Regions from separate parts of the Homo sapiens genome. Here region 2 is linked to region 1. The links are chromatin loops, found by intact Hi-C in ENCODE. Cell type or tissue: mammary epithelial cell. All regions are shown on one strand. Each heading gives the region's core, and the rest is flanking DNA. Links, peaks and the distances in the headings are about the cores only. Region 1 overlaps FSTL4 (follistatin like 4). Region 2 overlaps FSTL4 (follistatin like 4).

What was found. A loop is a pair of places that touch in the nucleus more often than their neighbours do. Peaks named below come from ENCODE experiments on the same cell type or tissue, not always from the same donor. Only the 100,000 strongest peaks of a DNase experiment are listed, where the experiment ranks them.
Region 2: it touches region 1 in a loop (7-fold over the local background); 1 of 110 quality-filtered maps calls a loop at or near these places.

What each region holds. Positions count from the first base shown.
Region 1 is chr5:133,244,386-133,247,298 of GRCh38, reverse strand. The region is part of intron 7 of FSTL4 (follistatin like 4); the gene reads left to right. Among named protein-coding and RNA genes, the nearest start is that of FSTL4-AS1, 11 kb to the left of the region's middle. RefSeq lists an enhancer at 611-1,810. In mammary epithelial cell, for the core only: no CTCF peak of the experiment used is centred there; a DNase peak (open chromatin) is centred at 1,588; H3K27ac peaks cover 751 bases.
Region 2 is chr5:133,566,032-133,568,944 of GRCh38, reverse strand. FSTL4 (follistatin like 4) reads left to right here. Exons shown (of 16, transcript NM_015082.2): 3 at 1,726-1,759. Among named protein-coding and RNA genes, the nearest start is that of FSTL4, 45 kb to the left of the region's middle. RefSeq lists a silencer at 2,640-2,840. In mammary epithelial cell, for the core only: no CTCF peak of the experiment used is centred there; no DNase peak of the experiment used is centred there.

The sequences.
Region 1 (2,913 bases), core at 143-2,642:
TTTCACAATAAGGTTAGCAATTTGGGTAATTGTGGGTGCAACCAGAGATGAATGGCCCCTCATTATCTCCCAGGAAACACTTGCTGCTCGTGGTTGAGTCAGTAGCCCGCAAATAGGCAGGGCCCAGTGCTTCTCAGAACCCCCTACACGAGGGAGCAGGGCAGCACCAGCCCCGCAGGGGTCCAAGCCCGATGTGTACAAACACACAAAACACACGCACACCTCCCCTACCTGAGGGAAGGAGGCGGCACAGCTTCCTAGGGAAGGGCATGAGCCTGGGGTCTGCCACTTACTAACTAGAACCTTGGAAAGTTACTAGTCTAGTAACCTTGACTGCTCTAAGCTCCAGTTTTCCCTTCTGTGAAATGGGGATAAATAATGGTACCAGCCTCATAGGGTTCCAGTAAGGACTAAATGACAATATGCATGTAAGGCTCTTCACGTATGGTGTTCTATAAATGCTATTATCACTGTCATCATTACTATTGTTACTATCATTAATATTATTATTGTATTATTATTCCTGCTGCTGCTAAATAATATTCTCAGCAGCTTGCAGCCTGAGTCCCCACCAAGCAGCCAGCAACAGCTGGGTGAGGCTCCCTAGTCAGGCAGATAGGACCTTGGCATGCCCCCCGCTGCTCGCAGTGGGGACGGAGGTCTCACTGTCCACGTCAGCCTTGACTCACGCAGGGAGGGAGGCACTGCTTCTCTGCCTCCAGCAAATCCAGAGCAGCTTCGGGTGAGCTGTTGGACTTCTCTGAGCCTGTGGAGAAAAAGCATGATGTGCTCCTTACATGGGCATTTTCAGGCTGAAGTGTACCAAGGACCCAGCTCAGTGCCTGGCACACAAGAGGTGCTCATAAGCAGTAGGCCCACTTGGGACGGTGTGGAAAGCAAACCTTAGAAGAAATCAGGCTGAAGGGGGCTAAAGCCAGGTCATCGGGATTCACTTGCATTTTTGAAGCAAGAATTAGGGGAGAACAGCCCAGGAGTGCAACACTGATGCAGCAAAGATTCTGGGGTTGATGAGGCTCCCAGAGTCCCTCAGCCTGAGGTGTCTCAGTGGCCACGTTCACCCCACGGCAGTGGGAGATGAAATACGATCACCGGCATTGTAATCAGTGGTGACTCCCAAACACGGCTGCACGGGGGCAAGCTGATCGGCCTTCAAAACCCAAGGCGGGGAGATCACAGAGCACGAAGGAGCGTGGGCCTCCTTTCTTTGTCGTTTGTATGAGACATCTTGATTGGCAACAAAATATTAACCACTTTTTCACTACTCTCTTAATGAGAAGCTTTCGTGAGCAACAAAATATTAATTTGTCTTATCTGTTAAGAATTCTATTAATGAATTCAGTCACAGAGCTATTACAGAATGCCATTCTAATGACACATGTAATTAAACTTTTCTGACTTGCAAACATCAAGCATGCCCTGAGCATCAGAATAATATTTGATCAGAAAGTAAATGTACCCCTCTCGCCTGGAGCCAAGTAAGAAGGAGCCAGTCAGATTTTGCAGCGAGTAATGTTGCTCTCAGAAGCACTTATGAGTCACCCAATCGTGTGTGGCCCATCCAGGTGGCGTACATGGGGAGTCATCATTTGGGTTGACTCACTTGCTAAGTGCCTGAGAGTCACAAGCTCCGTACCAGAGTAGAGAACAAAGACACTGTCCGCAGCCTCCAGGGAGGCGAAGTAACCACTAACAACTGTTCTGGGGGCAAGAGAAAGGAGCCCTTCTGACTGGGGCTTCAGGAGACAGGAATAAGCGAGTGAGAAAGAAGTGTATAGGGACAGACTGGGGCTAGAACATAAAGGTCCTTGAATATTAACATTAAGAGTCTTAGCAATTGCCCTGTGGGCAGTGGGGAAGCGCAGATGTTTGATGGGGGAGTGACAGGGTCAGATGTGTGTGCTGCAAGAGTCTGGAGCGCCTTTTCCAGCCTAAGATTAAACATGCATCCAAGAGGGAGTTCACATAACAGAGGGTCCAGAAGTGAGGGGAGCCTTGTTGATGTTTTCTGAGTCTTCCTCCTCTCTAACTTCCCCAATGGCACATCTGGAGTGCAGCAGTGCCCCAGGGTCTCCCTGGCTTCCACCCAAGGCTCCCCTGATGGGGCAGTGGTTCAGTTCATGATGTCTTCACTTTGCCTTTTTTTTTTTTTTTTTTTTAGGCAGTAGGGTCTCTCTCTGTCACCCAGACTGGAGCACAGTGGCATGATCTTGGCTCACTGCAGCCTCGACCTCCAGAGCTCAAGCGATCCTCCCATCACAGCCTCCAGAGTAGCTGGGACCACAGGCATGCACCACCATGCCTGGCTAATTTTTTTATTTTTTTGTAGAGAGGGGTGTTGCTATGTTGCCCAGGCTGGCCTCAAACTCCTGAGCTCAAGTGATCCTCCTGCCTCGACCTCCCAAAGTGCTGGGACTACAGGTGTGAGCCACCGTACCTGGCCTTTGCCTTCTTAAGGTTGTCAGGAAGTTCAGCCTGGGCCTGGACCTGGTATGTCTCCTAAGGACACCTGAGCCACTGCCTTGCAGGAGGCTTTAGCCTTACCCAGCCCAGCTTGTAAGAGGGAAAACAAATCCACCACTGAGCAGAGGCTAGAATTATGGACGAATGGTGTAAGGCCCCCAAAGACAGGTGCACCCCAGCAGATCAGCAGCCCAGGGCACATGCTGCAGCCCCTCCTGGCAGTGGGTCTCTGGATTATGACGCCGCCTTCTGTTTGTTTGATGAGAAATCAGTAGTGTCTGCTCACGTTCATGTTCCCCAGAGCTAACAAAGTGCAGCCTGTAATTTGTTTACTTCCTGGCTGACTGTGGGTTTCGTTACTGAAGCAGCTGTGTGTCTGGATGTGCTTCTGACCTGGCCCTGTGTCCCCACTCACCTCAGTCCTTGAGGAGG
Region 2 (2,913 bases), core at 149-2,648, 320 kb before region 1:
ACTCAAACAATTATTAAAATCCTGTGTTATTAGATAAGAACATGCAACATTATATAGATGTCAGCTTTCCCTAAATTAATTTATAAATTTTATGTAACCACAACAAAAATTTCATAGTTTTTTTCTGGAGCTGATTATGAATATCTCCTGTTCCATGAATACTAGTTGTTTCAAGAAACAGAGGTGCCAGGCCTTGGAGCAGGTTACTGAGGAACAGTTTGGGAGGAGCTGGGTTTGTTTTGTGCAAAATACGCTCTGTGGCTTATGTTTCCTGCATTTAACCTGTCATCTCTATGCCGCCTCCTCTGAACCCTTACCTGATGAGTACTCCTTCAGGAACCAGAGTTTGGTTTGTGTGATGGGCTGTTGGCATGTGACATGGATCTTCCACTGATCTCCACCAGGGCTTTTTGCTCAGTAGAAAGGTAGCAGTCAGGGAATGTAATTTGGGTAGGACAACCTTCCCAGTGCCCTCTTAGTTTCATCTCTAATATTGCCTCCCCCTTCTGACAAGAGGATGCTAGACAAGAATGCTAAGGTGTGAAAGACAATGCTATTACCTTAAAAAGCACTGTTGCTGAATTACCTTCTTGGCTGCGGTGTTGAGGTGGTAGTCCCAGTTTGGTGTTTTCTCTTCTCTTCTTTAGTTGCTAGTATGGACTTTCAGCTTATTTTTAACCTTAGGCTTTTTATCCAAAACATGTCGTTTATGATGAATTGGAGATACTTTATATTAGTTATGAAACTGCAATATGCATTTCTAGTCTTTCCCCCCATTAGTTCTCACCAGGACTTTTCATTCTTCTAGAGCTACCCTGAATTTTCATACCACCCAACATTTTCCTATGCTATTCTCTCTTCCTGGTCCACCCTCCCTCCCCCATTTTTGTCTGAAAATCTGCCTGTTCTTCAGTGCTATTTTCAAAGGTTCTTTTAAAAACACTTTTCCTTATGTTTCCAACTGGAATGTGAAATGCTGGTATTTACAAGACAAATCACCCTTTCATTTCTCAGTAATTTGTGTTTGTTCTGTGGCCCCCTAATCAACTGTGAATATCAATGCAGGTACTCAGTTTTACCTGGGTAACTTCTGAAACACTTTGCTTATTGCCCTGCGCATAGTAAGCATCAATAAAGATAGGATTGAATTAAGAAAACCCAAGGGCTTAATTTAGTCCAGTGGCATGAACTGGCTATCCAAATTGTTCATAGGATCTCACCCTTTGGAAACTATAAATTGTGTTTAATCTATTATCAGGTGATGTCAGTGACATATCCAGTAGCAGTGGTGGTCTTCACCATAGCACCACAAAACAGAACCTGCTGCTGGCCAGATAATTTTAGCCCATCTGCTTATGTTTTCTTCAGTCCCTAAAAGCACCTACAGTTCAGGCAGAGGGTGGGTCATCAACCTGGAAGAGGGTCTTCCTTAACACTTGGTACCAGCCCATACTCCAAATAAGGAAGGCCCTGAGAATGAGCTGTGCTCATTAAAAACTTTGTGATTAACAGGATTTTTTTTGCCTAAGCCCTCAAAGCAACAAGTTGTTTACATTTATAGATGTACATGTTGAGAGTTTAGTAGACCAACATTGCTCAGTGTCATGTTCTTCGTAGATTGTTCACCTTTTCATAAATGTGTGACTAACAAGAGAGGAGATATTTGCAAGTATCTGTACATATGAATTATTCTTCAGAAAACACAAAGTCTTTCTTTTCTTGCAGGAGCCCAGAAGCTTTGAAGTCACAAGAAGAGAAGGTAGGAAAAATGCACTCATACCCATTTTATTTTCAGTGTTGACATTTTTGAAGTAGTTTGCTGAAACTAAGATGAACTTCAGACTGTGGGCAGCTCATTCTTTGAAATTTCATGCGGCCTTTTCTGGGTGCTGACTGCTTAGCACTTGTCTGTAGGGACTGCATGGACTGAAGGCCAGGTTTGCTTGTGAAAACTATGACTTCTACCTTCAAGTACCAGAGGTGGGATACTTGAAGAACTGGCTCATTCGCAATCATGTTTTTGGTCTCTTAAGAGAAGCCTCATTCTTGAGTGAAGTTTGGAATAATTATTAGTTTTACCCAGCAAAGCAACGTGAACAACACAAAAAATGGCCTATGGTTTGTGGTATTTCAATATCTGGGAAGAGATGCCACTGTGAAAAATATTTCTGAATAGATTTCTTACAGCTTCAGCTAAGCTGAAATAGAAATAACTAATTAATTTTCCTTTTGAAAACAGTTCCATGATGTTCTGTTTCCCCTGCCAGAGTTCCTGTAGCACATTTGTTTTATGGTCTCTGAGGTAAACATATATGGGTGTTACTTTCAGAAATCTTTTAGTGGAAATTGAAGTTTCCCTTATTCATTTTCAGTAATACCTAGTCTCTAATAAGGGATGCCTTTTGTATGATTTGTGGAATCATTAACAATCATCTTTTTATTACATGGATAGAATGATGAGATCAGAAACGAAAATGAGTTCCTGGTCTAGAATGTGGCTTTGGTTTTACCCTTCACCACATCCTTCTCTGTGGTACTGTCTCCAAAGAGGGAGACAATCTAAAAGAAATTAGCAAATTCTATATTGACTACTAAATCTAACATTGCTTTGCCTCCTGATTAGTTCTTGTGTTATGCAACACAGCAAAAGACATAGAATGGCTATGTTATCAACATGCTTTGATACATGGATATTCATGCCTGGGACCTTGGTAACACAAACTTTTCACACTATATTGAGTCCAGCTGGTAGTGTGCTGCTGTCCATGGTGCTGGATCCCTAGGGTCATAGGATCTGGATAATCTGACTCTAAGATGAACTTTCTGGCTTACATTCCCATTTGCCATTATCTTCGGCTTCGGACTCGATGTCCTCTGAACTATAGGACAATATGTAAAGCAAACTGCATTGTT